Regions from separate parts of the Mus musculus genome. Here regions 2 and 3 are each linked to region 1. Evidence: chromatin loops called from intact Hi-C (ENCODE). Cell type or tissue: left cerebral cortex. All regions are shown on one strand.

Region 1 (8,000 bases):
AATTATAACAAGAGAATGGATGAGCTGCCAGGAAGACTCAATGCTGAAGGCCCTAGTAAGTCTCTAGCCTTGTGGAGTTTGTTCTAACAAACAAAACAAAATAACCACAAACCCACCATGAAACTGTATCCAAAGGCAAAGAGGGGCCTATACAGAACCTCTGCAGGTTTAGATAATTTTGAATATTCAAAGACAGGCTTAGAGAGATACATGATCTTGCTTTATGAGCAAGAAAATTGACTATGGAAGTGACAAGGCCAGTAGTTGGCAAATACATGATCTCTTGACTCAAAGCAGAAGTGCGTTCTGGTTTTGGTCATTTTTAGGCCCTTGGAGAAAGACCCCGAGAGCTTATGCAGGACACAGTGTTTGGGAAGGGTTTGATTTACACTGGTCACCTCTGATGTGCCCACTACTCAAATCCTTGAAATCACTTACATTTGAGAGCTCAGCCACTTTCCCATGACATACGTGAACTTTTAAATTATTATAAACTCAGTCTAGGAACTTGGGTATGTAAAGCCCAGGTTCTTTAAGTGCTTCAAGCACTGAATATCTCTAGAAGTATTTCCACTTTAATAGGGTATCTGGAGAGTAACTACTGTCTATGACTGGACCCCAAAGATCTCTGTTGTCACCCAGGAGAGTCTTCTCAAATTTCCAGTGCTGTCTCAATACAGAACTCCACGGGGCATCCTTTCCTTGTTCTCCTTTCTGCTGTGAACATTCCAAGTGGATCAATTAATCCTTCAGAATGGGACAAGTAGCAAGAGGATCTTGTGACCTTTTTACAGCAGAGAAATGGTACCTGGGCATCCACGATGATAGGCAACATCACTGCATCTCAGAGCTCATCTGTATGTGTCTTGGATTGTGACATCTGAGGCATAGCTGCTCAAATCACAGGTTATTCAGCTTTAGACCACAAAGTTTCTACTCTACATCTACTGTAGTCAAATAATAAGATAGTTCAATTGAAATGAAGTAGCTTAGTTGGAAATAACACAAATGTTGAAAAATACTTATGACACTAGAGTAGCCCCTGCAGGATTTCTCTCTTGTGATGTGAGTGCCTAATGGATTTTACACAGGCTCTTTACATTTAAATGGTACTGGTTAACTAAAGTTAATATATCCCAAAATAATGCCATTTTTTTTAAAAAAATTCTAGTGGTGATATGACTTTCATCATTTAACAATCAAATGAAATTCCAGCCAAGTTTTCCATTATCCTGAATATGCTGAGACCTTCACCAATGACACTGTATACAGGGCCTAGAATGGCTTTTCGAAGTTCCAAGGCAGGAAGGAGGGATAAACTTCCCACCAAAACTTGAGAGAGAAAGGAATAAAACCATCACTCAACTTCTCTAGACCTTAAGTTCAAAGATAGAAACTCTTGTTTAAGAGCTTCGGCATTTGGAGAATCTATGGCTGTGGACCAGTGGTGCAAGGTGGGCAATTTGCCTGAAATAGTTGTGAACCTGGAATCCTTAAGGCTGGATCATCCCACTGAAAGCCGTTTATCTCTGGGGCATTTCTTCTCTGGGAACAGGTGAGGGGAGGTAGCAGTGTGATAACTGTCTGGAGATATTTTTAGTTGAGAACTTTCAGAAGAACCTCCCTTCACATCTAAATATCTTTCTGAAGCGATCATAGACATACCAGATATCATATCATAGAGGGCTAGAACAAGCTTGGGAGCAAGGCAAAACAGCAGAGGAAAGTCTGCTGCTGCTATGAGCAAGCTTAGGAGCAAGGGGAAAATCTGCTGCAGTTGGCTTCTAGACTTGGTAGCACCAACAGGTGACCTCTGATGGATGTGATTCCTTTTGAAGAGGAATATTTTTAAATTGATAATCTTTTTGTTGTTGTCATTTTGCTACAAAGGAAAAGTTGACCAAGAGGCCATGAGCACAGTGGAACTGACAGTGCTGAGTCTAAGTGAAGTGACTTCCATTCCTGAACTTGAGGATTTCGTGTTTGGTAGTCTTTGGTGGCAGGGGCTGCGGGGTAATTGTGTGGGGCTTAGAGTCTGAAGTTTAAATCAGTTCCAGTTCAAGACAGAAGAGGAAGAAATATATGTCTTTATCTCCACATGGGAGCTTCATTGGCTATCGATTTGGAAGAGGACAAATGGGAGGGGTCCTGCTGGCAGATAACATGATCACAAATGAACAATAAAAGTAATAAAAGTGGGAGCCATCTTTCCTGGCTACGCTTTCGTTGGGTTCTTCCCAGACAAGAAGCATATGAAGGCGAAACTGAACCAGAAATGTCCTTCTGCAGTCAGCTTCTTCCAGCCCTTCACTCCATTCCCAGGGTCCTAATGACTGGCTCCAACTTAACCACAAATCAGATGAAGAATCTACTGTCTGATATAGTAAGCAATTTATCTGGATTGGTCAGAATTGCGCTAGTGAGTACTGGTACCTGCAGGTGAAGCATTCCTCATTTGGATATTTATCTATGTAGTCATTGCTTTTACCTTGCCACTACATGAAGTCTGCAGTCGTTTGAATGTTCCTATTCAAAGGAAGCCCACTGGAGGAAAAAGCTTACAGCTGTGCCTGATACTGGCCAGCCCAGAGCTTCCCAAATGGAAGAGACCTTAACATAGGAGATGTCTGAAACAAACCACAGCACCAAGAGAGGGCCCAACTGAACCAACAATGGCTGCTGCTGCACAGTAATAATGCATCCAAGGAAAAGGCACCTTCTGCAGATGCGAGGTCCATGAAGGCTCTCATTCTTATTCTCAGAGAAGCTGGAGAAGATGTCGAGACTATATCCAATAGCATAAAACTACTGTATCCACAAGCATAGAACAGTAGTCTACTGTGGAAAAGGAAGGAAAGCAAGTCTTAAAACATGTTTACTATTTTGGTCAAAAGCAAAAACACAAAAATCAACTGCAGCATATTGGTTGGTTGGCGACAATGATGCTGTGGTTCCTCCATCCCTTACTTTCTCCAGGTCCTTCCTATCTTACGTCATGGTGCCATGTGATTGGCGTTAGTCAATGATGCTAGCAAAGTCACAGAGAAGCTGAGGAGATGTGTTGCTCCTCCCCTACTTTGGCAATGGAAACATCCCTGAGTCAGGCTAGTCTAGAAGATTTGGGTGGTGTGTAGAGAGACTGGGGAAGCCTAACAACTTGTGGCTATATTATTAGACTCAGCATACACCAGATTAACATTCAAGTCTCTGGAAAATGTTCTTCCTTTGGGACACCACCTTTGACAACCGCCTTATTACCTATAACATCTGTTCCTACTATCCATCTATGCATCTATTCATCCATCATCTATCTATTTTCTAGATTATTATATATTGAAAGGATCTTGCTATATGGTTCACTTTAAACTAGTGATCCTCCTGTCTCAGCTTCCGTTAAAGCAACCCACAACTAAAGAAATCATGGTGTTCATATTATGTCCGTGAACACTGTGAGCTCTCTCTACTAGAAGGAAAGGGACCTTGGCTGTTGCCTTCACAAATGTGCTTCTGGCATCTGCAGCAGTGCCTTTCAATAGGCAGGTGAGCAGTGTTTGGTAAATAAATAAATTTAAAAGGAGTGAATGCTTTGGTTTGGGGAATAATTGTAAATAAGATTGGTAGCAGGATAAATTGCCAAAATACATGCTAAGCAGTTGACAATTGTGAAATATTAATAAACTGAAAAATGTTTAAGATATTCCACATCCTGCAGTATCAGATGTTTATCCATGACTTAACAGTGTAAAACTAAACAGGCCTATCCATCTCATTAGTACCCAAATGGTTTCCATCTTTAATAAATGGGAAAATTAGATATATTCTAAAAGTTGCTTTAAAGTAAGTATATCAAGAAATGATTGATATATGTACATGTTTATATATTAACATACCCAAGTTGCATGCAAATTCTTTTTTGTTTTTGTTTTTGTTTGTTCGTTTGTTTTTCGAGACAGGATTTCTCTGTATACTCCTGGATGTCCTGAAACTCACTCTGTAGACCAGGCTGGCCTCGGACTCAGAAATCCTCCTGTCTCTACCTCCCAAGTGCTGGGATTAAAGGCATGTGCCACCACTGCCCAGCTACATGCAAATTCTTTTGGCTTGGTTGGCAAGATGGCTCAGGAAGTAAAGGTGCTTGCCACCAAGCCTAACGATCCCCAGAATGGACAAAGTGAGAGGAGAGAACACCTGAAGATGTTCTTCTTACCTATAGCCATGGTACACACACACACACACACACACACACACACACACACACACACACACCACACACACAAAGGTTAAAGAGTAATTCTACCGTGGCCTGGTTGGTAACTGTTCGTTTAGTGCTCCCAACACCATGCATTGAATCTCAGGGTAGTTCTCACGGCTCTGTCAGAAAAAGACTGGTCAGCTTGAGGAACCGGCCTCTCAGGCCTCTCAGATATCCTTCTTTGCCTTAAGTGGCTGAAGTCATCTAAGGAAAGGAATGAGCTCACATGTACCGCTCACGGACTGAGGCGCTCCAAGCTCCCCACTGCTGCTGCCCACATTCAGCAAGGCACCACCCCTGCCCATCAACCAAGAAGCTGCCTCTCTGATTTCCCAATGCCGTTGCTTCTTTGCCAAGATAATCTTTCCCAGACAAGGATATTCAGGAGAAATAGAAGTCTCCAGAAATGCGGAGGGGTGGGCATGTGGTGGGGAATCACACAGAAAAGGCCCTGGCAGCCACTCCGTTAGATGATTCGACGCTTGGCTGGAGACCAGCGGCTGAGAAGCATATGAGAAGCTCATCAGCTTGGGAGTTGAGCAGTTGCCCACAACAGCTCAAAAGTCGACATATGTGGAAGAAGGCGCCTTGAAAGAATAAAGCGATTAATCTTCCAACTAGTTAACCAGCAAGTTCTCTCTCCAAAGTCGCCAGCACTGCAAAACTTTTCCCACTTGGAGAAAAGGGGAGAAATCTACTAGTCAGAGCTCAGTGTGTGTGTGTGTGTGTGTGTGTGTGTGTGTGTGTGTGTGTGTGTGTGTGTGTGTAGAGGTATAAGGGTGCATATGAATGTATCTACAGGTAGGGGCCAGACACAATCTCACACAGGCCTGAAATGCTCTAGTCCAGTAAGCTGGTTGGCTAACAAGCTTCAGGGATCCACCTGTCTTTGCTTGCTTTTAAATCCACCTGGGATTTAAAAATGTGCAAACACACCCAGCTTTTTAAGCGCAGGTTCTGGGTATCAAACTGGTATCTTTACATTTGTCAGGCAAGCACTCAGCTAACTGAGCTATCCCCTAAGCCCAGAGATACATTCTGACTGACCTTGGTCTTCGACCTTCAGTGACCGACAGCATGCTGACAAACAGCAAATGGCATGGTTATCGATGTGTTATCTGTAATAAGAAGTGACCATAGGGAAAGGGATTTTCTGATTGAAAACAAAAACATCCACCTCACAAAATACCCCTTTCCCTGCCTACAGCCAAAGACAATTTCTTCTAGAACAGCTTCCACAGTGTGTTATGTAACTTCCCTCACACTCCCACCCCTAAAATGACAGAAGTGGCAGAAACCCAACCTTTCTATCTTTCATAGAGAGAAAAAAAATCCCGGGCTAAATGCCAGGAAAGTGGAACATGGCGATGCCACCATTATGCAAACAAAAGACATCTTATTTTGTTTCGTACTGAAGACTAAACTCACCCTCTTACAGACCCACACAAGAGCTAACCCATGGCCTCATAATAACAGCAGATAATGAACAATAAAGCTGTGTGGTTGGATATGACAGACAGACTGGGAGATGCCCAGGATGACTAAGCTTATTAAATGCAAGAACCATACTTCATTCCATAGTTTGGGTTGACTCACTCTTCTATAAACCCCTAAGCTGAGTCACTGTAGCTGGAAGCCAAGAAGCTGAAGTGAGAGAGCCAACTAGACTGTGTCTTCACTGTCCTGTGGCTGAGGATGGCACTGCCAAATCTGAACGAACCAGCCCTCCCCCTCTTCCAAGCAGACACCACACCGAAGCCAGTTTGCACTGTCTATTGTCATACCTACCCCAACACAGGAGACAGGAAATGATATGAAGAATCTATTATATATATTATGTGTAATATATATATACATATATAGTATATAAACACATACACATATGTGTTTGAAAAGCCATTTACCTTCATATCAAAGCAGTTTCAGACACCTCATTTTGTGATAAAAATGTCAGGTATGGCCCATTTGCCGAGACAATAGAAACAAAGCAAGGAAGGAGGGAGAAGAGGAAGGAGGGAGGAAGGGAGGGAGGGGAATGTAAATACTGGGCAAAACCTGAGGGCACGCCAAAGCAAAAACTCAAGGATTCAGAACAGCGAGTAGCTAAGTAGGTAGCAAAAGTGCTCACACAACAGGGTCTATGAGGATGGAGCTCAGGAGTTCAAGGCAATAGAATTGGGAAGAACAGGTGCCAAATACAGGAAGCCATGTGTCATTTTAATCCAAGAACCGACTCCAAATCGACAGCAAAAAAAGAACCATATGCAAGTACAGATAAAAGAGTTATACACAGGAGAAAGGAACTCAAGAACTGGGCAGCAGACACTCTGCCCTTAGGCTGCCTCAGTATCTCCTTTACCATCATAGTAAAAATCTCATCTGTTCATTACGTTAATTCAAGTTACTTCCTGTTCCTTGCACCACAGAGTGTTTGCTAGCATGTCATACATATGTATATCATACAGATGTTGAAGCTTGTCGCCAGCTGTTCCTCAGGATGAGTATAGCCTCACTTAGACAGAAGTAGGAAACATTCTTCTCTACTTTTAGAGTATCAACTCTAGATATTTCCATTTCTTTGAATCGTTACAAGCTCTCTGATATATCCCAATGGTGTTATATTGAAATGAAACTTTCATGCGATTCACATACACACACTTACACACACACACACACACACACACTAAAGAAAACAAACAAACAAAAGGGATAAATAACAGGAAGAGACTTAGACACAATGAACAGAGGCTCCTACTGATAAATTTGGGTTAGCTCCATTGGGAAAATGGTGAGATCATTTGTGGCTGAGTATGGAATAAAAGATCACAGTGAGCATTTGAAGCCTTGAAGGAATGAACAACGATGTGTGAGTGTGTGCTGTGTTATAGTCAAAGAGGAATGGAGCCCGGTGGATACCTGGGCCTCCTTGAGATTTCTTCCACATAGGGATTTCCTCTTTTCAAGACCCCACTGGTCAACACTGTTTATGCATCAGAAGGAGGCCTGGCCACTGCACTATATAAAATGTAGCTTCACTCAGCAAAATGGGTGTGGCTACAATGGGGGAAATGCACATTTAATACATCTAATTATTAATTTTTATGAGTTCAATTTATACTCAACCAAAACATATTTAGAAGAAAGCAAAAGTATTCATATCCTAGAAAAGGCCATCGGTTTCTAGAAAGACGTTGAATGAATTCATTGGAAAGGGGGCACTTACCCAAACACATATTAAAAATTACCACAAAGCTACAGTTGTTAAAATGGTGTGGTATCAAGTACAAACAGAAGGGATGGGTATTAGGAAGAGGAGTTCCAAGTGGAGGGGTTGAGACGACAGGAGATGGACACAATTACCACCCTGTGTGCATATGTGAGGAGTTGTCACAGGATGAATAAGAACAAGTTCCAAAGTAAAATAATATGGTCCTGTTGGAAGGAGGACAAATAAGAAGAAATCAGTTTAGTAATTTCAAATAAATAAGGATTTGATGTGGAATGAAGGTAACATTTGAAATCAGCAGTTAGGTGATAGATCAGCTACTGAATTGCATAGCGTAAAACTAAAGTTAGAGCCACTGTGATCTGTCCCACTCAGATACAAAAGCAAGCTTAAGCAGAACAGAAGTTATTGTGTGGAATTTACTGGCTTACAGAACCACTACGATGGTGTGGAAGCGGGGCGAGGAGGGACTACAATAGTATCTCCAGGAGATCTATCTCCCAAAGCCATGCAGCAAGTCTA
Region 2 (8,000 bases), 130 kb before region 1:
TCTTAATCACATTCCTGACTTATTATTAATTGAAAACTATCTGCAAATACAAAAAAAGAGATACAGTGGTTAAACAACCCCAAAATTTATGAGCACATCAATAAAAATATATAACTCTCCTCTTTGTTGTGCTTTCTTTACTCACTCTACATACTTTGAAGGGAAGTCTAATGGATGACCTCCTCCTGGGTGGCTTTTGCTTTTCTTTAGAGTCTGGAGAAGGATGTGAGTTTGTTGACTTCCTCTTCTCCTGCTTCCCAAACCCCTAGGCTTTGCCTCTTTTTCCCATTTTCAGGGAATTTCCAACTAGAGTGTATTTTCCATCTCTTTATCCTTTAGCTCTCTGAAAGATGGGCTCTCACGATTGACTCATCTCATCCAGTGCCCATTACTAAGTCCTTCGTAAGGGCAACACTTCTTTCCAGTATTTCACACCTAAGGTCATTTTCTTTGGTTGGGAGTCCTTTGCAGTCCACCGACGAACCTGCTGACTCCTTCCCAGTCTCAACTCTTTCCCAGACTGTTTTGCTCCCTGTATCTGCCACTGTGAGTAGCTGCCAGAGGCAGGATCCATTCTTCAGGCACAGTAGGCTTAGTCCATCACAGTGGGGAAGAAGGCACCGTGGACTTGATGGCAATGGGAACTGTTTGTTCTATGTGTTCACATCCTGGTAGGCTAAGAGCCAAAGTGTGGATTAGAAATGAGTCTCACTGCAGTCAGTCTGTGCCTCAAAGGATAGTAGCCCAGAAACTTAGACTACCCAAGATACAATTTACAAAACACATAAAACTCAAGAACAATGAAGACCAAAATGTGGATACTTCATTCCTTCTTAGAATGGGGAACACAATACCCATGGAAGGAGTTACAAAGGCAAAGTTCAGAGCTGAGACAGAAGAAAGGACCATCCAGAGACTGCCCCACCTGGGGATCCATCCCATATACAACCACCAAACCCAGACACTATTGCATATGCCAGCAAGATTTTGCTGACAGGCCCCTGATATAGCTGTCTCTGGTGAGGCTATGCCAGTGCCTGGCAAATACAGAAGTGGATGCTCACAGTCATCTATAGGATGGAACACCTATAGCTCTCTTCCTAAAGAAGGAGCTAGAGAAAGTAACCAAGGAGCTAAAGGGATCGGCAACCCTATAGGAGGATCAACAATATGAACTAATCAGTACCTCCTAGAACTGTGTCTCTAGTTGCATATGTAGCAGAGGATGGCCTAGTCGGCCATCAATGGGAGGAGAGGTCTTGCGAAGATCATATGCCCCAGTACAGGGGAATGCCAGGGCCAGGAAGAGGGAGTGGGTGGGTTGGGGAGCATGGCAGGGGGAGGGTATAGGGACTTTGGGGATGGCATTTGAAATGTAAATGAAGAAAATATCTAATAAAAATGTATTTAAAAAAAAAGACAAAGAAATGAGGCCCACTGCAGTCAGTCTGTGCCTCAAAGGATCCACAACTTCTCAAAGCAGTGCCACCAGCTGGGGACCAAAAGCTCAAGCACTTGAGGGGCTTTTCAGATTCAAGACTTAGCATTCTTTCCGAAGCATTTTCCTCATTACTGTGAGATAGTTCAGGAGTACTTTTTCTTCACTTTTTTTCTAAGTGTATGGAAAATATGAAGTTCACATATGGAAGTTGTTTTGAGATTTATGTAGCTCATTTGTTTTCGTTCCGATGTTTATCTGTAGGACATATATTGGGAGGCCTCAATTTTTACTACTACAACTTCCTTTGGTTCTCCAAATTCTCCTGAACTTCTTTGTACAGGATGCATTTTAATATGTTTTCAACTATTACTGAAAAACCTATTTGACTTCATCAATAATTAAAAATATAGACTGTTTATCTAAACTTAAATGTCATTGTGAGTGTATGCTGACTTTCATAAAATGGGACTAATCTAATTGTTTATTTCCACAAATATTCTTGGACAGTGTTGAACATGTAACAGAAATGACCATGAAGGCAGTACCAGTTTTGACATAAGTCTCCTTATGATCAGCACTTGCTAGAAATGGAGTTAGACATGTTTACAATTACATCGACATTCTCAGAGGCTGAGTAGCCTAGGTTTAAGGACACACTGTGTCTCTAAGATCTTCTTGTACTCCAAAACAAGTTTTATGTTCTAGCTCTGCTCAGTTACCATGGCCCAACTTGTTCTTAACAAGTAGAACTTTTATGGTCAATCAAGCCAAGCCTTATACTCCTCCTGCCCAAGAAACAGCCACCAGATTCTTCACGTCATGCATTTCATATGACTCCCAATCTACGTGTGCTGTCCAGTTGCTTTACAATCATCAGACTGCCCCGGTGTGGAGGCACGTGTGTGAGGAAATTCCACATGAAGATGATCACATCCTGCTGCTTCATCCCTCCTGGCCTAGCTTAGGTGTCAGGCCCTGGATTAGCATGTCAAGGCTCAACCTCACCTGTACGCTTTATTTGTTTGTTTATTTATTTATTTATCATTTATTTTACGTGCATGTATGTTTCAGCTATATATATATGGCTCTGCACCATGTGAGTGCCTGATGTCGAGACGTCCATAACAGGGCAATGGATCCCTTGGCACTGAGGTGACAGATGGTTGTGAGCTGGGTGGTACGGATTACGGGAGAGCAGCCACTGCTCTTAACCCCTGAGTCATCTGTCCAGCCCCAGCATTATATATTTTTTTTAAAGAGAACAACTCCATAGAGTCAACCAGGATGCTTCATAGTAAATTCTGCTTACAGGTCACAGAAACAGACCAGGCCTGTGTGTGTGGTGTGTGTGTGTGTGTGTGTGTGCACACGCGCACATGCATGGGTTTGTACAAGCCTACTCTCTGTCTGTCTGTGTCTGTCTGTCTATCTGTACCTCTCTGTCAAGGCTGAGCATATCCCTGAGTGCTGAGATTGTGAGTCTGTCACCATCAATCCTAGCTTGATGCTGTGGTGTGGATCGAATCCAAATCTTTGTGCATACTAGGCAAGCACCCTACCAACAGAGACCAGTCCACGATCTACTCCTAATACAGGCTCACACCTATCTTTTCTATAAAGTGAATGGACATACAGCTGAGAATTCTAAAAAAGTAGTCTTCCGTAATAGATGGCTGGAGGCATCAGAGGGCATCTGCACACAGAAGGGATCATACTGGTGAGGTACAAAATCACTGCTTACTACCATGTGGAGCTAGCAAGGGGACAGGAGACTGCAAATACATAAGTATGCCTGTGTTATGTAGGGGCAATTATAACACCTGTGACCTGGGGCCTTTGTAAAGCTGTAGAATGGATGTCAGAGTTGCTAAGATGAAGTTTAGCCACTGTTCTGTTTCCGTGAAGAGAAACCCATGACTGTGACTACGTATAAAAGGAGGCATTTAATTGGCAGGGAGCATGGTGGCAGGGAGGAAGGCACGGTGCTGGAGCAGTAACTGAGAGCTTACATCCTGATCTGCAGGCAGGAGGCAAAAAGAGCAACACTAGGCCTGGTGTAGGTTTTTGAAACCTCAAAACCCACCCCTAGTGACACACCTTCTTCAAGCCCACAACCCCTCCAACAAGGCCACACTTCCCAAGTCTTCCCAAACAGCCTAGATGGGAACCAAACATGCAAATATACGAAGCCTAAGGGCATCCTCATTCAAACCACCACAAGGCGCTATTGACTACTGACAAGTTTATTGTGCATTAGTACTAATACATTAGTGGATCTGCCCTCCTTAGCAAGGTGGACAGGTTTGAGAATTATTGTAAACATAGTGTCCCTGGGAATTGAGAAAGTGTTGGACAAATCATTTATTATATCTCTGTGAACAAAAAATATAGGTGATCTATAATAAGTAAGCAGAAATAACACCTCTCATTACTCCCTATAAGCTATTGGCACACTTGTTTGTGTCGGATGCTCCAGCCTACAGAAAACACCCATCAGGATCTTCTGTTCTAGTTTCCTGTGCTGAAGAATTCTCCCCATTCGTGACCTTACATCTGAGCCAGTCTGACGCGCCCCTTCCCACACGCACATCTTTTATTTGGCTCTTTTTCTTTACCCTGGGCCTCGGACCTACTGGTCATTACAGTTTGCTCTCTCACCTGCACTCCTGACTGTAGCTCCTATTCTGTCTTTGACAGCATCCATGAACTGTGAATTAAAGATGGTCCAGTAACAAGGCCCAGCAAAAAGATAAACAATGAAGCTTATGCTCAACTGTGCTGAGGGGCGTTAGTGGTACCCATGCAAGGGTTAAATTATGTCAGCCTTCCACAGGATTCCTGCTTCTTCCCCACTTTTCTTCTCAATCCTTTTCGTTTGGTTTTGATACATACTGGCTTCCTCTGTACTCTACGTGTACGAGTTGATCAGCAGATGGCGCCGCCAACCTGAAGGAACCCTAGTTGGCCGCATAAAATTCAGAAATAATACATTTAAAATGATTAACAGTTGGCTATTTTCATTCCAAATATGGGTGGTAAAAATTGAGGAAATGAAGTATAATTTGATAAGAAACCAATAGCAACATGTTTATATTGCCAATTTTCATGTAAATGCATTTGATGAGAAGAGAACCCAGAGAAGCTTATTAGGTTTTCAAAAAAAACACTCTATTATCAACAGATCACCGTGTAATTACATCTTCCTCAGCAACGTGACTTACTAGGTCTGTATAAATATATCATAATTTAGCCAAGAAATGACATGTTAACAGGAAACGTAGGTTGCTTCTAATATCTTATATTCATAAATAGCACTTCCTGAACTCCTTCTGGTAATTCCCTAGTTGTGAGGAACATATTTCATATTTATAGGATATGCTCTGAAAACTTAAGGAATTATTTCAAAATGATTACAGAAAAGGACCTGGAAACTTGTACGTTTGAGAGTGATTGAAATTTTCAATCTTTTCATCAACTTAGAGGGTTTTCTTCATGTTCCCCACCTTTTCCAAAAGTCTCTCAGGCCTATAACCCCATGTATTACGACTTTATGGGGTATAGATTAAAAATAACACCATAACTTGGGCACCAAGCATCACAATGTGTACCTAAGGTGACTAATTCATAATAGTAAAAATAAAGATGGAAATCTGCAGATCTGTGTATTACAGAGTCCTGAATACGGGGTTGGTTGGTTGGTTGGCCTAACAGTATTGACTCTCTAAGTAGGCCAGGCATGGCGGGGCTCACCTTTAATCCCAGCACTCAAGAGGCAGAGGCAGTTAGATCTCTGTGAGTTCCAGGGCAGCCTGGTCTCCATGAGAAGTTCAGGTCAGCCAGGGCTGTGTAGTAAGGCCCTGTTGCAAACAAATATTTCTACTATCTCCGCCTATAAATGAGGCCCTGTTCATGCCATTGATAACAATAATTATCATTAGAACACTTAGTTTTCTAATTTTAGTTTTTAAAGGTGAATCAGGTCAATTGATGTCCCATTTAGCTTGTGTCCTCTGGATCCGAGTGTCCCTCTGGGATAAAGGAGGTTGGTAGAGCAGTCACAGAGCTAAGCATGTCCCCTTACACCACCTCCTTCCTGGCAAAACAAACTTGTCAACCATCCCCAGCCCACTTTCTACCGTCCTCGTACCACATTCATGGGCTCATGCGAATACTGGAATCCCAGTAAACAACTGGACCCTGACCTCACCTAAGACCTTGGTCCTCACTTCAGGCTCCCTAAGAAGGTTCTGACGCCTGCTGCACTACATACGCAGAGAGACAGAGAGTGGTACCCACAGGTCATGCTGCATATTTCAGAGACATTTACTTACGCCACCTGAGAAATGGAATTTAGGCACGTGCACAGCTGTGCTCTAAATCCCCATGGGGCACAGCTGGCTTAGGTCTACAGGCCTCCTGACAGCTCTCTTGGCTGTTCCCATGCAGCTAGCTAATAGCGACCAGGACAGGTGCAGGACTCCAGCCTTTCAAAGTTTCACTTCTTTTATCAGCAGCGCTGATTTTGTAAAGTATGAAGGTTACCAACCCATTCCTACCCAAATTTCCTGGTAACCCAGTAGGGTGTCCTAGGGACCCAGGTGTTCCTAATAAAACTTTGACACATCTGGATAGGACCGAGCCCTCAGGCTGTACTAGACCCTGCCAATCAAGCACACAGGCACCCTACAGGACCTGCCAGGAAGACTGGGGGCTATGAGTGCTTTGGGTTTAACTTCCTTGTCAAGATGAAACTAAAGAACATTGGAAATAAGGCATTCCTCTAGTCACTAGTAGTTGGTCAGTGCCAGGCTCCTTGTCACAGAAGTAGCTCTTCATTGTGCTTCATATCCCAAAGTGCAACAACCCGAAGAAACCTCATTTCCATAGTGAGGGTCAGTATTTGCTGCTTTCTGAGCTCTGAGAAAGAGATTTCCTGTCACTCTATAGTTTTCCTACCCTCTGTTCTTCCTGTTAAAACAGTCTTTCTCCATTTTCTTTTTTAAAAAGTTACTTTAAATAAGCTTTTTGTGCACTGTAGTGAGTAGCCAGTTATAAGCCCTGTAACAAATATTTATCCTTAAATTCTGTTAGAAACCAGGGCTATCTCATTCCTGATGTTTATGTCTGAGCTTTATTTGCACACAAATCCTGGTTATTCTCTCACCCTGCTATCATGAGAGAAACACTGTAATCCTATTGAAGTGTTTGGGACTGGAGTGTCTGTTTATGTGTCTCTGGTACATACATGAGATATCACATATCCTGCTTATTATTTTGCCCAAGTTCTGTTTTGCAAGTTACCATAGACATCAGTTTTTAATCCAGTAAGAACAGTGTGATATGCAAAAGTGTGTTATCATACAATGCCAAGTTCAACTGTCAAGTTTCAAACAAATGTTTACATCAATCTTCTGCGGCAAACCTTCATTACTTGATGTGTGGGGGAGTTAAACGTCCATCTGGGTATGAGTTAGAAGTCTACTTACTGCCTGTGAGTCAGGCATGGACTAGGCTGTGGATTGTGCCATCAGCTGGCCTGCTGCATGACACAGAATTGTCTCCACCAGCCACAAATTACATCTGTCTATGCCTCTATTTGTTAGACAATCTGGCACCAGGGACAGCTGAGAAGAAAGATTTTAAAACAGCTCATTTGATTGATGTGTTTAAAGCTATCTCTAAATCCAAATAAAAAGCTAGGTGCTATCAAGAACACATAAATCAAACATGACCCTCTTTGAGCCCTGACAGGGTCTGGCTAAGGCCACGTGACACCCACGTGTGCAAGCTACAATTGACTTACATTCAATGTTAGACCAACCAACCAACCCACCCACCCCATATTAAGGACTCAGAGGCCTTGGCTTGTACTGCACCATAAAATAGGTCACATTTTAAAGTTGGCTCAGCTGTGAGATGTAGTGCAAGGCCCAGCATGTAAGCCATGATGAGACCAAACTCAATGGTGGAGCTTAAGATTTCTGTGAAGTCTCAGTTAAAAATGCAAAACATGGTTGATGCCCAGGAGGCTGTTGGGAGATCACCTGGGACCAATGAGTGGGCACAATACATGGTGTTATAAAATAATGATACTTGGTAGCTAAATGCCAATCACTTGAACTTCACATTGGGAGAACCCAGTGCTGGGCCGTGAGGAGTTATGGTAACAACTTTTTATGCCTATGAAAACTCTGTTTGTGGGACAGTACAAAGTACAGCATCAGGTAGAGCTCAAATCAAAACAACCCCCCCAAAACGCCCCTTTTGTTGCCTGTCATTCTCACTGTCAACAACCAACACCAGCTCTATCTAATGTATGCTATGAGGAATTTTCTAGAAGAGTGTGAAGCTCTAGAAATCAACCACAAGCCTAAATACGTAAACTAGAAATCTGAGTGAAAAACAAGGTCATGGCTGGGAGGCACTTTTTCAAGTTCAGCCCAGGAGCTGCTGGACCCTGTGACTTCCTGTCACCATGGCTGATCCTTCAGACTCTGCTGCTGCTGCCATGCGCCATGATGAATGAACCCTAAAGCAACATTTTGCTTTGTTTTTGCAT
Region 3 (8,000 bases), 60 kb after region 1:
GGCAAAGCTACCCACCAGGAAGAACCATGCTGCAGGAGTGTCCCCATAGAAAGCACCGGTAATGAAGACTTGTTCCCTAGTTGGTGGATTCAGTGTTTGAGAGGTGCCTAGATCAAGAGGCCTCTGATCTAACTGATAGACTAACCACGGACTGATTCATCAGACAGTGGCATTGTTGGGAATGGCAGAAAGTGGAAAGTGGATCTGCTTGGAGAACGCATGTCAGCAGGGTGTGACTTTGAAAAGTTGCTCCTGCTCCCCCTATTCCCACCCCCAATGCAAGAAGCTTCCTGCCTCTCTCTGCTTCCTGGGCACCATGAAGCAAGAAGCTTCAAATAAACCCTTCCATCTTAACTGACATCCTCATGACTGGCCCAGATACGGAGCGGAACAGCAATGCATCATTATCTAAATCAAAATTTCCTCCCTTCAGTTGTTAGTCTCAGGTATTTTGTTAAGAAGATGCTTTAGTTTCCAGGTCAGAAAGAACCAGAGCACCACCAATCAGACAGAGTAAAAGTTTGGATGTGCCTCCGAGTTCCTACAGCTTTCCCTCGTCTTCGTTCTCTTCTGTTTCTCAGCTGAGATCTGGATGAATGCTTATCATACTCAGAAAGGGTAGGGATGTGCTTTACGGAGAGCCACGGGGAAGAAAGGTCACTGAAAACCTAATGGGCAGGAAACCGGAAGTGATGGAGGAGGTTGAGCGGAAGAGACGGGAGAAGGGAGAAAAGGCAACACAAGAGCAGTGCAGAAACAAAGGCACAAATCCTAGCGCTTCCATGCTTAATAATAGAAACAGAAATGAAAACACAGCTGCTTTCCACACACACCCAACATCTGGCCACCCAGAAGGCCAAGTCGCTCCACTGTGACCCCCTTCACCACAAAAGTGGCCAAAACTACCCTTCACAGAGCCATGCTGGGAGCCTGGGAGCTTGGGTATTATGAGAACTTCCCGAAAATTCCAACAGGCCTTTACTCTTTATAAATGTAGCTATCTGGTCCCTGTTTCCGTGATAGAACATCAAACAGTGAAAAGAGAAACCAAACCTTGCCTTTTAATGAAAAGGAACACACGCACACATACACACACTCTCTCTCTCTCTCTCTCTCTCTCTCTCTCTCTCTCTCTCTCTCCCTCTCTCTCTAGAGAGAGGGAGAGAGAGAGGGAGAGATTTATTACAGGGCAGACTTTTTGCCAGCTACTGCATTTTTCACTGTTGTTGTTTTTTTTTTTTTTCTCTTTCCAGAGACAGAAGGGTAAGAGATAAAGGAGCGTTTCCTTTCATCCTAGAGCCCATCTTTAGACATTGGCCATTCAGAGAGCCCTGGAATTTTATAATGGAGCCAGTGTTTGCCTATTCAACTGTGCATTAGACCACAGAAGATGGCATAATCTAAATTTGAACCAACTATTAAAATCCAGACCCAAGTTTCTTAGTGAAGACAGAGTATCTCAACAACGGGTTTCTTCATGGCTCCACTGTGTGCGGGCAGCAGGGCTCGGAGTTCCATTTTAAATGTCACCAGGACTCTCTGTCCTTCCTTATTCACTGCTCCTCCCCATGAAAAAGTTCACTCTTGGTTCACACGGAGCTAAATCATGCCTCTTGGGACAGCTGGGATGAGTGGGAAAAAAGCAAGTGAGAACCAGGGAAGGCCACATGGTCAATCTCAGGTATTTCAGCACGAGAGGGAGGGAAGAGGCTGCTGGACACTGGCTGAGGGCTCTATTGTCATTTACTCTTTAGCAAAGCATCTGAAGATGAAGATGTGGTGTTTATGCTATCTCCAAGGCGAAGAATCTAAAACTAAAATAAAGTCACTCATTATACTACCATGAGAGTAAAAGTCTGTTTAAATCTAGATCTTCTGTTATATTCTCTGACCCAGAATTTATCTGATATGTCCTGAGTTCTGTCGTGAGAATTCTGGGATTTTCAGTTTCTTTAAAAAGCAAAAAAAAAACAAAAAAAAAAAAAAACAAAAAAAACAACCCAGAAATATAAGAACATGCTTCCATTTTAATCCCAGGTGTAGGGATGTGGGGCTGCTTTGCAATGCTCATAGCAGCTGACTATGATTTGCCTCATGCTCTAGCAGAGGTGTGTTTTTGCCAGCTGCAGATGGTTTCTGTGATTGTGTGACTTTGGAATTCTGGCAACTTTTCAGAGGATATATACATGCTAGAGCCCCAATAGGCAGAGATTAGTGGTTGTTGGTCATGGGGTTTGGTTGGGGTTTGTTAGTCGTCCAGCTCAAAGAAGAAACAAGAAGAATGAAATTAGATTCAGGGATCTCTATCTCTGTCACACCCCTCTCTGCTTCCTTCTCTCCTATCTAGTGATAGGGGGTGAAACTGGCTGGATAAAAAGTAGGATAAAGAAGAACCCACAAAGTAGCTAAGACCAGCTACAAAGTTCCTTCTCTTTGTATCCTACCATCTATCTATCTATCTATCTATCTATCTATCTAGCTAGCTAGCTAGCTAGCTATCTGCATGCACATAGCTACATAATGAAAGTGTTGAATAGTCCTGCTATGTATGTATGTATGTATCCTATTCTATCTGCATATGTATCTGTAGCTATATAAAAGAATTGCTAAAGAAATATTACATTAAATCATGCTGCATGGAAAATAATGACTTTTCACTGATAGACTCTAAGGGAGCCATCATCCTCAGTTATGTACCCTCTGATGATTCCATGAAGTCCCAATGGATAATTTCAACCGTACAGTTACACAGATGGCCTGATCAAACCCAGAGGAATACAGATTAAAAAGATATGAGTGTAGAAGAGAGATTAGTAGGAAGGGGTGGGCAGAGAAAGGAGAGCGATCAGAGGTATGAATGAGAGCAGTTGGGATACATGATGTGCGTGCATGAAACTATCCAAGAACAAACCCAATAAAAAACAGAATTAGGAACATACAGACTTTTGGAGCCATAGACAGATTCAGGGTAGATTTCTGAGGGGTTAATTACCACTTCAGGATCAGCCCTACAATAAAATCAGAAAGCTCTATTTTCTTACCAAATGAAAATCAGCACCAGTCTACATACACAGTGACATCTGATTGGTTCTGAATGTCTTCCAGTCAAAAGTCCACAAACATATTAGCAGGAGGATATATATATATATATATATATATATATATATATATATATATATACACATATACATATGTGTGTGTATAAACCTTCATATGCACCTCCTTGTCCTCTTTCAAATTCATGGCCTCTTTTTTCATTAATTGTTGGTACATACATATTTGAATCTATATATACCTATATATTTTTAAATACATAAATACAGCTTGCTTTGTCTGTATAATGTTATAGATGTTTTCGGGACTGCCCATTTGGTATTGCCTAACCATTTGGTGTGCTCTTCTTTGGGGAAGGCTATCTTAATAAATGTGTCCATTGTTGGCTTTAGATATACAAACCTCTGTGTTAAAGCTCAGAACAGAGACAAGCCTAAGATATGTTTAAGGAATAATAAGCCCATTTTTGGCTGGCACAGAGTAAGTGGGTGGAATAGTATAACTGAAGACTGAAGGACAGATTGCAATATGGCTTTGGAAGGGTGACAATGTTAGATTCCAGCTTTCTTAGGCAATGGTGAGGATCCGTTTAAAAGGCTGATTAGGAGGATCAAAGTGATGGCCCTGTAGAATGAAGAGCAAGATGGGATGCTGAACATGGAGATAATAGTTAAGCAGTTTAACTGGCCCCTGCTGCATCTCTCCACAGAAAGGAAGGCTCACCATCATCATCACCACCACTACCATCATCATCACCACCACTACCACCAGATTTACTCACATGACATGTCCAAGCTTGAAAAGTATCAGTGCCTTTTACCTTCAGTGGGAGATGTGGGACAAAAGGTGTCTCCACATTCCTTTCTTCCCCTTGATTATTTCTACAAAAGGGTGTAGCCTCTCTGACATCATCGGCTCCCCGGAAATCCACACACCCAGGATTGAGGGCTCTGATAATCAATCCCCAGTGTGTTCTCATGACTCGAGTTCTTACGTAACTTTGTTCCCATCTACATGGATGTCTTCAGCAATGTCCGCTAGCTTCTCCCCGCATCCTGCTTTAGCTCTTCCCCAGATGGACAGTCTTACCAAGAGGGACAGAAATGGACGCCTGCATGGCAAGTGTGTAAGAAGGGACCACTGTCTCTCTCCATTTCTTCTCTTCCTTAAAGACCCAAAGTTGGGGGTGGAGTGTCTTGTTCTTAGTTTTGCTTCTTCCTAATGAGAGTTGTTTTGGTTCTCAGGCTAATCCTACCCTTAACAATGAAACCAGAGCCTAACCACCTGCCTTGCCCAGGAACCTGAGGGACACACAATCTTACAAGTTGAAAAAGAAAACAGGACCAAATCACTCCTGGGGATGGCAAGGGCTCCTACATTGAACTGGACTATGAAAGCCATCAAGCTAATATGCTGACTCTGGACTCAAGGAGTCTAAATTCTGTGTAAAACTACACTCTCCAACTGTGTTTATGGTGATGCTTTTCCTTTATCTTCTTTAGAAAATATTAGTATCAAAATGAAATACACAAAATATTTATCTATAATACTGCCTCCAGAACCTGACCTGAGAGCATCTTATGTGAACTGTACACACAAAATAAAACACACACACACACACACACACACACACACACCTACCCATATGCTCATATGCAAACAATCACGCACATCTTTAAGCACGTTTTTCTTAAAACAAAATTTTAAAGGTACAAAGAAGTGAAAGGATAGGAACAGTTTAAACTCTTTAAAGTATCTTCATTCCTAGTATCAATAAAGAAATGCTAACTGGCTTCGGAAAGAGAGGAAATTAGGGCTTAACAAGATGTGAGGGCTGAGTTGGGGTGCGTGCTGTTTAGCCTGCAGCCTGAGTTCAGTCTCCAGAGAACCCGCTCTTGCAAGTTCTCCTCTGTGTGCACGCGCAATGGCACATGCGGCAACCCCCATCAATCGGCAAAGAAACAGCAACAAAAAATTTAGCTGAAAAAAGTGTAACAGCCTTGCGTTCTTTCACTTTTTCCTGCTTTTTTGAGCATCTGACAGTATTGTAATTTGATAAGTTATCAAATAGTCAACTTTAAAATTATGATAAAACAGAACCAGTGAATAAAAAGGAAGCCGATCTGTGTACAGCAATGGTGCTTTCTGATCTAAAGTCAGACTTCAGAGTTAGAATAAAGGATACTACAAGTGACATCATTTTCTCTCTCCCTCTTCCCCTCTCCTCCTTCCCTCTCTCCCTCTCTCTCCCTCCCTCCCTCTCTCTGTCTCTTTTTCTCGCCCCCTTTCATACACCCCCACGGCTCACCCACAAAGACCTTAGAGAGCCATAGGCAACAGGACTCTCTATTTTTTAAATGAGGAAACCTATCTTCATATTTCTGCATTTCTGCAGTTTTTAAAGAAACAGCATTGTGTGTGATGTACTTTGTAACCAGGGCTGAGAGAAAAGTGCCAACAACACATAGACTCTGTGACTCAGCCATGAGGCCCAGAGCTAGGGGACACCCATTATTGTAACTTGGCAACCCTTGGCTGGCCCTAGAGTCTTCTCTCTCCTTGTAGCTGAGAGAGAGGTAAAGGCCTCTCAGGAGCCAGATGTGCCTTAAGCTTCCTGAGGATCAGGGAATGCTAATCATCGCCTTCTCATTCCAGCAACTTCAAATGTTTTATACCGAGCTAGACATACATTTTTGAAAAAAGTCTGTCCAGGTCAAGAAGGACAATTTGGAAAACATAACTTGGAGAGAAAATTGCAACACACATGGGAAACTCAAAAATCCATTCTTTCAAACTAGGTAAAACAAAGATGTGGCTTGCTTTCTTCCTCTTGGAAAGCTATTGTCAGGTCTGACGCCTCTTATAGCCCAGGAGACATCCAGAAGTGACATTTGCAAATGTCGTTCCTTCTCAGAGATGCAGCGGATGACAAACTTCCTCCAGAATGTGGGTACTAGAACCAGCCATGCTTAGATTGTGTTAACTGCAGGGGAAGATCCCTCTGTGACCCCTTGTTACTGTATTGTACTTATTTCCCCTTTCCTCCCTTTTCCTTGGTAGTTTATTATTATTATTATTTATTAGTGTGTGTGTGTGCGCGCGCACATGCAGAAGCCAGAAAATGGTGTGGGTACCCTTCTCTATAGTCTATAGCCATCCCTTTGAGACAGAGTCTCTCTCTGAACTGGGAGTCCACTGTTTTCTTGGCTTGGCTGAGAGTCAGTAGGCCCAGTGGGTCTCTTGGCACTGCCTGACTCAGAGCTGGAGGTAAGGGGTGTACCAGATGCCCGACTTGTTCTGTGGATGCTGAGGTCTGAATGCCTTTCTCATGATTACAAAGCAACTGCTCTCAACCGCTGAGTCATCTCTCTGGCTCTCTGTTCTTGCTTAATTTTAATTCAACTTTTTTCTATGATGTGATGCATATATATATATATATATATATATATATATATATAAAATATATATGCTGTTTTAAGCTCTTTTGTTATATGAGTTTAGGTATAAACACATGCCCATCTATACTCTGCAAGTATTTGTAATAATTTTTATATAAATCACCTACATGAACAATACCAGACTGTCACTTATAGACTATGAAGGATCCACTTCTATTTTAACAGACCATAGCCTGAGTCTAGCGTTGCATTGCTGACCCACATGCAGGGTCACAATTGCATCATGATTCATGTTCCTGTGGCACTGTGTTCAGGAAGTGAGTAGCAGGAAAGAAAAAAAAAAAAAGAACTTCGGACTATGCTTGTACTGAGTGAACAACGGTCAGAGGTGTGGCGTTTCAAACACAAGTGGAGAGTGAAAAGGGCACACCAGTCAAAGTATGAGTCCTGAGAGAAGGGAAAATATGCTAAGGGATGCATTCAAACAGAAGACACGGAGGTTAGATACAGAGCATAAAACAACAACAACAAAAACTCACCATGGAAAATACCTAATTAAAAAAAAAAAGAGGAAAAAAAAAAAGAAACTCACCATAGATTTAAAGAGGTTGCATCCTAGTCTTTCAGTGTAAGACAACAATTCTTAAAATAACATGGTTGAAAAGCCACTTTTTCTTCCTTAGTACCCAAACACACTGAACATCATATTGGAAACATCTAAGGTGGCCTCTCACCCTGCCTAGCTCCCCCTTTCCATAGACACGAGCAGAGCTTTAGCATGATGACGATGACAATGACGATTACGATGACGATGATGATCATGATGATCATGATGATGATGATGATAGGTTTGGTTTGGTTTGGTTTGGTTTGGTTTGGTTTGGTTTGGTTTGGTTTTTCTTGCGGCTTTGGAGACTGAAGCGATAACCTCACACCTGCTTTTAATTTGCTTCCCACAAATAGACCATGGCACCAGCTACAGGCTATCACTCCTTGATTAGGCTCTGTTAAATGGCAAAGATAAAGGGGTTTTGCAGATGTCATTAAATTCACTTTAAGGTGTTCAGCTGAGAGCTGGGTCAACTGAACCTCGTTAGTAAGTGTACTAAAAGAATCATGTATAGGTCAACACTGGAAGTAGCAGCAATCCTGCTGGTGACCTTTAAAAAGCCGTGACTGGTGACTGTACGGACAAAAACCATTAATTCCACTAGCCAGCTAACTGAACTGGAGACGGGGTCTCCGGGTCAGGTCTCCTTGAGCTCATGAGCTCATTCGGTGCGTGGAGTTCAGCTACCAGTCTCTGAACCCTAAATCCAGCAAGACAAACCTTAACTTCTAACCTATAGAAAGCAGAAAATAGCAGATAGCTATTTTGAAAGCCTATACATTTTGAGTGATTTGTTACACAGCCTAGAAAACCAACATACCATCTAAAGAGAAGGAGGGGCAATTTGCATAAGAATTGTCTTCTGTTAATTAAGAACGAAGTACCTGAAACCTCAGACTCCCTTCCCAACTTCCCACCTCACACTTGGCCGAGCTCTC

Evidence for each region. Peaks named below come from ENCODE experiments on the same cell type or tissue, not always from the same donor. Only the 100,000 strongest peaks of a DNase experiment are listed, where the experiment ranks them.
Region 2: it touches region 1 in a loop (2.4-fold over the local background); 12 of 42 quality-filtered maps call a loop at or near these places.
Region 3: it touches region 1 in a loop (2.7-fold over the local background); 3 of 42 quality-filtered maps call a loop at or near these places.

The regions. Positions count from the first base shown.
Region 1 is chr4:58,396,508-58,404,507 of GRCm38, forward strand. No RefSeq gene overlaps it. Among named protein-coding and RNA genes, the nearest start is that of Mir3095, 41 kb to the right of the region's middle. In left cerebral cortex, no CTCF peak of the experiment used is centred here; DNase peaks (open chromatin) are centred at 4,687, 5,561, 5,853 and 6,365; H3K27ac peaks cover 2,033 bases.
Region 2 is chr4:58,262,132-58,270,131 of GRCm38, forward strand. It overlaps the pseudogene Gm30907. Among named protein-coding and RNA genes, the nearest start is that of Musk, 20 kb to the right of the region's middle. In left cerebral cortex, a CTCF peak has its summit at 4,365 (motif pointing right); a DNase peak (open chromatin) is centred at 4,374.
Region 3 is chr4:58,456,424-58,464,423 of GRCm38, forward strand. All of the region lies in intron 3 of Lpar1 (lysophosphatidic acid receptor 1), which reads right to left. Among named protein-coding and RNA genes, the nearest start is that of Mir3095, 19 kb to the left of the region's middle. In left cerebral cortex, no CTCF peak of the experiment used is centred here; DNase peaks (open chromatin) are centred at 3,565 and 6,366.